Linked DNA regions of Homo sapiens: region 1 is linked to region 2. The links are chromatin loops, found by intact Hi-C in ENCODE. Cell type or tissue: left ventricle myocardium inferior. All regions are shown on one strand. Links, peaks and the distances in the headings refer to the core of each region. The heading gives the core; the rest is flanking DNA.

Region 1 (5,380 bases), core at 246-5,245, 66 kb before region 2:
ATTCTTGAATTAGTTTATTCATTCAGCTGCACTTTATTTAGCACTTACTATGTGTAGAAACTGCGGCAACTCCTGGAGATTTAGCCGGAAATGACATATCCAGTGTTCCCAACTTCCACTTAAAGTTATTTAATTAGAATTGTGTTAAATTCCAAGAAGAAAAAGAAATGGGCATTAAGAGAGTGTGAATATCCTATCCTGCAGTCTTGTTGTGAAAACCAAAGAGGATTATATGTGTGAAAATACTTAACATAGTTCCAGCATAAACATGTTTTTTTTTTTTTCCTCATGGTTTGAAACTATAAGCCCTTTCTAACATACCTGCTCTCATCACTAAAAATATCTGTCTTTAGATGTCCTTTCTGCATCTAGGTCTTGCATCTAGATGCAACATGCTCAATTTGCCAAATGCGTAGGTAGCTGAGAAGTGCCACATTTTAAAGACTGCTCTAAATTCAAGAGACACATAGTCATGGAACTGCTGGAGGTTTGGGCTTTCGACACACTCTGAAATACTGCCTCTCTCCTCACCACCCACACTTCCTGCTGATAATCCAAGTTTTTTTTTCTTTGCCTTTATTACTTCCAAGCTCTAGTTCTTGGCTGAGACAAACTGCAGTCCCCAAATGCTGTGATTTAATGAGAGGAAATTTACTCGACTTAATGTACAAATTTGCCAGGGGAAGTGATTTTGATAAGGATAATTACATTCACATCTTAGTGTAAATTATAGCAAATATCTTACACTGTGAGCAGCTGCTGAGTCCCTGTCACTCAGTGTGACCTCTGTTCTTTGGGTTTCATAACCAGCTAATGAATGTTTAGTGAAAGCAAAATGAGAAGGCTGATTATAATGATCTGAACTCCCAGAGCCTCAGCACTTATTCAAGTAAGAGGCAGTATCAGAATTGAGTTTTTTCTGCATAGACCTATGTTCAGCCATATATGGAAAATGTGGGGCAGGCGGGTTGCAGAAATATTTAGGAAGTGGTGTTGGTGTGATACTCATGGCTTTTCAGAGTCTAGACCAAAACCATCAACCAGTTTCATCTCTCATTTTTACTCTCATAGCCACCACACTTGTCCATACCAACAGTTTACTGTTCTCTGAATATTCCATTTACTTGTTCACTCCCATGTCTTCAGCCCTTGGTCTTGTATTTCTTTTTTCCCTCTTCGCAGTTTGATGAAATCCTAATCCTCACTGGAGATGCAGCTCACATCTGCATCTGCACCTGCCCTGGTCACCTGGAGCCACATTCATTCCCTTCACAAGGCACCCATCACATTCTCTTTATATATTTATGATGGTATTCATTTGTTCAGTAAACATGTAAGGAGCACTTATGAGGTGCCAGAAAAGTGGAACCCTAAGAAAAATCCAGTGTAGTTAAGGATCCCAGAGTCTATCATGGGAGATGTGCAAGTGAAAAATAATCACAACAATCCTAAAGCAGTGATAAATCCATCAATAAAAGTGAACACAGGCTTCTATGGAAGTCAAAAGGAAAGAATCTAGCACAGACTGGGGAGTCAGAGAAAGAATTCTAGAGGCAAGGGTGCCTCAGCATAGTAATTAAGAATGAATGGGCCAGGTGATGTGGCTCACACCTGTAATCCCAGCACTTTGAAAGGCTGAGGCAGGTGGATCACTTGAAGCCAGGAATTCAAGACCAGCCTGGCCAACAAGGTGAAACCCCATCTCTACTAAAAATACAAAAAAAGTAAAAATAAAAATAAAAAAGTAAAAAATAAAAATATAAAAAAGATCCAGGCGTGGTGGCACATGCCTGTAATCTCAACTACTTGGGAGGCTGAGGCAGGAGAATCGCTTGAACCTGAGAGGCGGAGGTTGCAGTGAGCCAAGATTGTGCCACTGCACTGCAGCCTGGGCAACAGAGTGAGACTCCATCGCAAAAATGAAAAAGAAATGGATAGAAGTTATCCAAGTAAAGAGGAGGAGAAGGACATTCTACACAGAGGAAACACTAGACTCATTCTGGCTATCAGTGGTTTGTCTTACCTACCATTTTCTCAACTTCTTGAAGGTAGGTATTTGTTTCAGCTATTTTTATATTCCAATTACCTAGCACAAGCATAAAGTAAATGCTCAAAAAACGTCTGGTAGATGAATGAATTAACCATTAATCCAGAGTATATTAATTCTGGTCTTGTTTGGGGATCCAAGAAGTGCTAAAAAACTCACTGAATGGTGAGAAAAACATGGCCAGAAACAGTGGGTCTGTAGTAGCCATCTATTGCTGTTTAACAAACCATGCCAAAAGTTGGTGGCTTAAAGCAACAATAATTTATTATTTGTCATGGTTCTGTGAATTGATTGTGTTCTTCTCTTCTTCTGTTACTTCCTCCTGGGCTCACTTGTATTTGACTGGAGGGTCACTTGGATCTGAGCTTAGGTGGGACAGTGGAGACACCTGGACTCTCCCTTTATGTGGTCTTTCATGCTCAAGAAGGCTGGATTGGGCTTCCTCATGTGATGACATCAGCATTCTGAGAGAAAGCGCTAGAGCAAAGGTGTTTATCAACTTCTGCTTGTATCGCATTTTCTGATGTCTCAGTGGTAAAAGAAAGTTGCACGGCTAAGAGACAATGCAGTAGAGGATTACACGTAGGCATGTACTGGGGGGCACAGTCCACCAAGACCACAAGGTTACTAGATGTCAAAGTGCCACGGTGAAAAGGATTAACAAATGTATGTGGTACATGCAGGTAGGGAAACAGATCAGAGTCATCACTCTGGAGACAGAGAGGTCCTGTGGTGTAGTGATAGGAACACTAAACTTGACTGGATTGGAAACTGGAAGAAGAGGGTTTGAATCACAGAAAATAACCCAATGATATTTACTTCATGGGTTGTCTCCAGCATCATACACAATAGTGTGAAAATATTTATGCAAACTTGAAGATAAATGAGCACTGCTAGGTGGAAAGCCCACGCCAGCACCAGGGAAAGCACCAGAACTCCAGCAAAGCTGCTGTGACTAGAGAATCCAAGACTAGGAATCCGTGCTCCTTTAACCTGGAGGCACCTGCGCCCCACAGATACAACTTGTCAAGTGTCTAAAGAATTGGGCTGACTTCACATATTCTCATTTGCCTTGTGCCCTTTCCTGTCATAACCTGCATGGATTGAGTTTAGGTTTATTCATGAGTAAGGGAAACCCAAGTAAGAGTAGCTTAAACTAGACAGAAGTTTTGACGGTCACAAGCACAGGGCAGAGGTAGGCAGATCACAGCTGTTACAGAAGCTCTGCTCCATGAAGTCCAGACCCAAGATCCTTAAAGTTCCCTGGCCTGTGCCGTTAGGGTGTGGCCTTCAGTTTCATGGATTAAGGAGGGTGGCCGGTGAGCCTGTCACTACATTTGCATGCTTCATTTGTTCCTCCCTCCAACAAAGGCAAATTTTCTGGTTCCTATGATGGACTAGAAAGAAAGTAAAAGGTGTTACATGTGTGGGATTAAAAGTCAGCCATCTTGGGATTCTGAAGGAAGAGAATCCTTCAGAGTTTTGAAGTCCTTCAAAATGTCTATAAAGAGCAGCAGCCAAGGTGTCTAAGCAAGGTAATGGCTAGTCTGGGTTAGGACAGTGTTTGAATCATGTAAAATAAAATCCAATAATATTTACTTTAAAATAAAAAATGAGGCCGGGCACGGTAGTTCACGCCTGTAATCCCAGCATTTTGGGAGGCCGAGGCAGGTGGATCACTTGAGGTCAGGAGTTTGAGACCAGCCTGGCCAATATGGTGAAACTCCATCTCTACTAAAAATACAAAAATTAGCCGGGCATGGTGGCACACGCCTGTAATCCCAGCTACTCAGGAGGCTGAGGCAGAAGGATCACTTGAGCCTGGAAGGCAGAGGCTGCAGTGAGCTGAAATTGCACCACTGCACTCCAGCCTGGGTAACAGAGCAAGACCCTGTCTCAAAACATAAATAAATAAATAAATAAATAAATAGAATTTCTAACATTTTCTTCTCACATCACAATAAAGCATCTTGTGCTCTGCTCACTCATTACCTGCTCTGGAGACAACTGCTCTAGGCTGTCTGTAATAGTTTTCTGCTGCTGCTGTAACTAATTTCTAAAAACTTATGGCTCGACAGAGAGGAGAACGGTGGTTTTCAGGAGATGAGGGAAGGGGAGAAATGGAAAGATGATAGTCAAAGGGTACAAAGTTTCAGTTATGCAGCATGAATAAGTTCTGGAGATCTCATGAACAGCATGGTGACTACAGTTTCAGGTACTGTATACCTGAAATTTGCCAAGAGGGTAGATTTTAAGTGTTCTCACCACACATAAAAAGAAAGGAAAATGGTAAATACATGAGGTGATGATATGTTAATTAGCTTGATTGTGGTGATGGTTTCATAACATATACTAATATCAAAACATTGAGTTCTACATCTTAGATGTATGCAATTTCAGATATACGAGTTCTACATCTTAAATGTCTAGCCCTTGTGACTCAGTTGATTATACTTCAATGTAGCTGAAAAAATGGAAATCTGGGTGATTTTCTCTTTTCATAAGTTTTCTGTAAGTGTGAAAGTATTTCAACACAAAAAGTTAAAAATTAAAAAAAAAACGATGACACGCACATACACCCTCTTAGTGGCTTAAAACAACAAAAATTTATTATCTTACAGTTCTGGGGATCAAAAATCCTAAAATCAAAGTGTTCATAGAGACGCAACACCTTGGAATCTTTAGGGGATAATACATTTCTTTTCCTTTTCCAGCTTCTACAAGCTGCCTGCTATCCTTGGCTCATGACCCCTTCCTCCGTCTTCAAGGCCAGCAGTGCAGCATCTTCAAATCTTTTTCTCTCTCTCTCATCTCTTCTTCTAGTATCACTTCCTTTCTGACTCTGACTCTGCCACCTCCCTTTTATAAGGACCTTTGTGTCCTTATGAGGACATTGGGTTTACCCAGTCATCCACGTTAATGACCCAAACTCAAGATCCTTACTTTAATCACATCAGCCAAGCCCCATTTGCCCTGTAAGTTAACATACTCGAAGGTTCTTAGGATTACGCCCTGGACATCTTTGAAGGGGCCATGATGCTGCCTGATATACTACCCATTCATTAACTCATTCATTCAATCAATGTTTGTCAGGCACCTTCTACGTATGTGCCAGGTACTATGTTGGCTGAATACAGTGGAGAATCAAACAGACAAGACTCCTGCCCTCCTGAAGCAGTTCTTCATTTTTCTAGATGAGCACCACTGATCCAGCCCAGAATGGGTCAACATATGCAATAATAGAAGAGGAATGTTTCATATGCTTAACATACATGCACAAACACATCCACTCACATAGTCACATTTGTATGAGTGTCCTCGTTACTGCAAATG
Region 2 (5,380 bases), core at 244-5,243:
TAAGAGCCTGGCTGGGATTCTCAACACTGTTTGCAGGAGGGTTTCCTCCTCGGGGTCAGCCGGGGCCAGCAGCCAATGCAGTTGAGAGTGCCAGCCCCCTTCCTCCTATAGAATGTCTATAGTGGTCATTCTCAACTGTGCCCTGTCCCTCTCCTCTTCCTCTGTGGGGGTAGAGACACTGTCTTGCTCATCCTTTTATCTTCAACTCCCAGCCCAGGGCTGGCACTGTGGCATAACACACACACACATATATATATATATAAAATTGCAATATATATATATTTGATTTTTGTCCCTAGTTTTTGGCCCAGATTTCTTAAAAGCCTTGGGATTTCTGGAGTAACAAGAGTGGCTTTTGTCATTTATAATGAACCCCTAATGTGGTGACTCAGGTGGGTCATTAGATGGTTTCAAGGCAGCGCTGGCCATGCTTGGAGGGTTGGAACCTTCAGCTCCATCTTCCAGCCTCTAAGGAAGGGAGAGGGGCTGCAGGCTGAGTTCAGTCACCAGTGGCCAGTGATGGAATCAATCATGCCTATATAATGGAGCCTCCATAGAAACGTCTAAATGATGGGGTTGAGGTGTTTCCCAGTTGGTAAACGCACTGAAGTGCTGGGAGGCTGGTGTATCCACAGAGGGCATGAAAGCTCCATGCCCCGTGATGCACCCCCATACCTTCTGTATGCCTCTCTTCCACTTGGCTGTTTCTGAGTTGCAGCCTCTATAATAAAGCTGTAATTGTAAGTAGGGCACTTTCCTGAGTTCTGGGAGTCATGCTAGCAAATAATTATCAAACCTGAGGGTAGCCTTGGGAACCCCTGAATTTGTAGTCAGCAGAGCAGAAGTGCCGGCTCCCTGGGACTCTGTTTTTGGTTGGTGTCTGAAGTGAGGGCAGTCTTGTGGGATTGAACCCTTTAACTCTTTCTGACACTCTGGGGAGGCAGTGTCAGAATTGAGCTGAATTGTTGGACACCCAGTTGTTGGTGGAGACAAATTGAAGAGGTGGTGTGGAAAACATGTGTTTGGTGTCAAAATACACACACACATTTGGTGTGAGCTGTGGTGGTAGAAAACACCACACACCACACAGTAGGAACTTAATGAGTATGTTTTGAATGAATTCATGAAAAATACAAGCATTTATTGAGTGCTGACCCACTGTCAGGCTGTGTGTTTGGATACAGGTGATAGAAACAAGGTTCTTGTCTTTGAAGCAGTCCCTGATGTTAGGAGGACTGACCAACCATGGCCATTGTAATGGGGTGGGGGTGGGGATACACTAGGAGTTAATCTAGGGGGCTGTGGGAGCCCAGAGGGGCGGGCTGTTTCTAAGAAAGTCTCAAGATGCAGTATGAGCTGACTTTTTGAAGATGAGAAGCCACACCTCAAATGGATGAATAAGGGTGGTTGTTGCAAGAGGGGAAATAGCACATGCAAAGGCTGAGACCATGAAGCGTGTGTGTGTGTGTGTATTTATGTGTGTATGTGTGTGTGTGTGTGTGTTTGTGCGTGTGGGGCAGGGGGCAGCTGCCTGTGGCTCCAGATGGCTGCAGTGCAGGGAGAATGCGGGATAGAGAGGGAGGGCAGGCAGGGCAGGCAGAGACGACCACATAGGTTCTGTCAAATGCTGATACGCCCCTGCAGTCTTTCCAGAGGGGTCCTTTTTCCAAGCAAGGTATGTGCTGAGGCATCTTCCATCAGGACCGCTCCATCTTCTGGGGTGCTCAGACCTTAATTCGCACCTTGATAATGGCAGTGGCCTTACCGCTCCATCTTGTTTGCATCTGTCCACTCCATTTAAACACAAACTCCCCATAGAGGACTTAACTTGGTGCCAGGCACAGAGTCAGGGCTTCATGTGATTTTTAAAACTGGAATTGACACATTTTGGCAACGATCTTCTTTTTTTAAAAGGTGAAGCTCTTTTATTTTGCCTCATTTATTAGACTTCCCTGCCACTGCCTTGGGGTTATGCACACAAATAAAATATGCAGCAGGAAACTGCCTCTCTTGTTTTCTTTCTTTGCTTTCACCTAATTTCAACTCCTTGTCAAGTCTTCTTACATCGACCTGTTCCTCACAGAAGCTGCCTCAGGCGGCCTCCTGGCCCTCTCCTGGGAGATCCATCCCTCTTCTTTAATCATGGAGAGCAGGCCCATGAGTCTCTCTGCCATTCAGCTCTGAGCATCTTCCTGCCACACTTTCCCGGGTGGCTCCCCTGGGGACTTGCTCTTCCCTGTCCACTTAGGAAGATGCAAGATGGTCTCATGGTCTAAGTGGCAGCTTTTCTTAGACAGGTAAGTTCCCTGAGGCTTTAAACTGTACACTCTCAATGTGAGTTTAAATGAAGCTTCTAAACCCTGGTCCATCTTGTGGCTAAAGTCATTGCTAGCCAGCGAGGCCCAGGTGCTGGGTCAACACAGGGGGTTGAAGATGGATTGAGGAAGCGGAGGGCAGGGGCTGACAGGTGATCTGGGATTGGGAGGTGCAGGTGGCCTTCCCTCCAGGGAGTCCCATAGACACTGATGGGGAGCCCAGCATTTAAAGCCCTGGAAATGCAGCATGTTCTACAGTCAAAAGAAAGCCACAGTTGCAAACACTTGGAACAGAATCAGGATCATTGCAAAAAGTCTTGGGAGGGCTTAGGAAAAAAAAAACAGAGAAGGCTAAGCTTAGTGATTTTTGGTTAGCAAAGAACTTCAGGCAGATATGCAGATGAGTCCAATCTGGCTTGTTTGTGTGCATGGGTGGGGAAGAAGGTCAACTTTTCACTCAGATACAATGCTGACATTTACCGTTTCTTCTGGGAAAACAGCTGTTATGGAAAAAGATAACTCGAGAAGCATTAAATCACACCATGAAACATACAGCTTTCTTGCCCTCATGACCTGCACTTATCATAGTGGCAATGCCCACACCTTTGCAGGGGTGGCACTGTCCCAGATAACTGCCCTGGGCTGGCTGCTCCAGGCCCCTGGCTGGTGTCTCTGCCTCCAGTTTCTTCTCACTGCAGGTCTGCCCTGTGAAATTCATGCACACAGACTCCCCAACAGACCTCTAGTGAGTTCCATAAAACCGCAAATCCTTAGTGCAACAGCCAAGACGCTCTGAGATTTGCTTCTAGCTTATCTCCTGACTCCTCCTCTGTGTCTCACCCTGCACTCCGGGGAGTGGTTCCTGACGAGCACTTAGCTGTCATCAGATGAGGCCTGAATATCAATGTTTGCTTTGGTTTTCTTTCTAAGCCACCAAGTGATGGTAATATATTCAGCCAGGGTTTAAAAACTGCTCTAGCCCAGTGGTTCTTGAACTTGGCTGCACCTTGGAATCATGCAGTGTTAGAAAATGCCAAGCCTGGGCCCTAGCCCTCCAAGATTATGTCTTGGTTGGCCTTCAGTGCAGCCTGAGCACCAGGGCTTTAAAAGCTTCCCAGGTGACTGAGCAATGTTTGAGCACCACTGCTGTGGCTCTGATGGTTTATTTAAGGTTCGTTTGACATGAACTTCTTCCTATATTCTGGCAGTGGCTGCTCTCACTGCCTGGAAATTCCTCCTTCCCTACCTCACCAGCTAGCCCTCTCCCAAGTTCCAAATTTCAGAGCTGAGGAACTATAGCAGGGGTTGACACATGTTTAAAATAAAAAGTTAGAAAGAAAATATATTAGGCTTTTCAGGCCACATGTGGTCCCTGGCATGCATTCTTTCTTTCCCCCTTTTAAAATGCAAAAGCCATTCTTTGCTGGTGGGTCACACAAACTAGGCCAGGGACCAAATCTGACCTGTGGACAATTGAATTGCCTGTTTTGTGAGGCAGTGGGTTCCCTGTCAATAGATGCAATCAAGCCATGGCTGAAGGAATTCCTGGCAGGGAAACCATGACTAGGACTTAAGCTTCTGATAAATGACTGAACTAGAACATCTTTACGGTCTTTTCCAAACTTGGGATGCCTTAATTCTAATTCATCTCAGCCCCTGGAAGGTTTCCTCATCTGCCAGATGACCTCCCTCCAGCGCTGAAGTCATTCCCATGTTGTGTTCCGCCTCAGTTAATTGTGAAGATCTGCATGTGTCAGCACAGACTTCATTTCAAAACCAAGTGCTATGATTTAGGTGTCTTTGAATTTAAGAGACAAAGACCAAAGATTGTTCTTGACCTCTGCATTGAGATAATACCTGAAGCAGGAATGGCTGGAACCATGAAAATCAACATGCTTTTAATTCATCCTCAGCCAAGCTGATCTGACAACTAGAAACAAAAGACAAAAGTATTTCTTTCCACATAGACACAAACAGGACTGATTTATGAGGATCAAGAGTAACCCCATCCTGGGAAGATAAAAGCAGGAGCCCCCTCCCCTTATCCTCAATTCTCTGTGTAGGCCATTTCTCCTTGGAATAGTTTTTAACCTTGCAAGTAAATTTCAAAATGGGCATAATTCCACTCAATCTTTAGCAAAGAGCTGAGGTTCTAGGACAAGATGGTGAAGATTTAAATCTAGCATTTGCCTCTTAGCTATGTGATTTGGGAAAAATTACTGGATCATTCTGAATATTGGTTTTTTCATCTATAAGAGGCCGAGGCAGGCGGATCACGAGGTCAGGTGATCGTGACCATCCTGGCTAACACAGTGAAACCCCATCTCTACTAAAAATACAAAAAAATTAGCCAGGCGTGATGGTGGACGCCTGCAGTCCCAGCTTCTTGGGAGGCTGAGGCAGGAGAATGGCGTGAACCCGGGAGGCGGAGCTTGCAGTGAGCTGAGATCGCGTCACTGCACTCCAGCCTGGGCAACAGAGTGAGACTCTGTCTCAAGAAAAAAAAAAAAAAAAAGGATTAGTTTGGGAAGGAAGGATTTAGCAGCTGATCTATAAACCATCTTCTATCCTCTAGGACAGACAGACAGAAACCAGGGAAATAAATGGCCGTGTCCATTCTCCACATAAACTTCCTACCCCAACCTCATGATGGTATTTATTAGCAGAACAATAAGGGAGAGTCCTTATATTCACAATGTTTTTAGTGGGCTATACCTGGTCTACTTAGATGGTAAGGTTTAGCTATGGGGCTAGCTTGCTGGAAAATGTCAGTGTTAGCTGAAAAATTATCTGAATATAAAATGCAGAAAATAGCTTCTTTCATGGAAGTGATGCATGTATGTCCTTTTTAGAGCCCTCATATGTTAAATCTGGACAACTATGCATCCTAATGTGGCAAAGAAGAACAGCAAGCTATCTACACACACACACACACACACACACATACACAGATTTGAAAATCTGACTCTATTATCTTATATTCACCTAGTATTTTTGTGAAAATTAAAGCACTTAGAACAGGGCCTGGAATAGAGTAAGTGATCAATAAAAGTTATTACCAGAGA

The links. Peaks named below come from ENCODE experiments on the same cell type or tissue, not always from the same donor. Only the 100,000 strongest peaks of a DNase experiment are listed, where the experiment ranks them.
Region 1: a loop joins it to region 2, with 2.9 times the contacts of the local background. A loop is called at or near these places in 1 of 110 quality-filtered maps.

The regions. Positions count from the first base shown.
Region 1 is chr4:9,812,225-9,817,604 of GRCh38, forward strand. It overlaps a transcript of SLC2A9 not described here. Among named protein-coding and RNA genes, the nearest start is that of DRD5, 33 kb to the left of the region's middle. In left ventricle myocardium inferior, for the core only: no CTCF peak of the experiment used is centred there; no DNase peak of the experiment used is centred there.
Region 2 is chr4:9,877,899-9,883,278 of GRCh38, forward strand. All of the region lies in intron 10 of SLC2A9 (solute carrier family 2 member 9), which reads right to left. Among named protein-coding and RNA genes, the nearest start is that of DRD5, 99 kb to the left of the region's middle. In left ventricle myocardium inferior, for the core only: no CTCF peak of the experiment used is centred there; a DNase peak (open chromatin) is centred at 3,143; H3K27ac peaks cover 287 bases.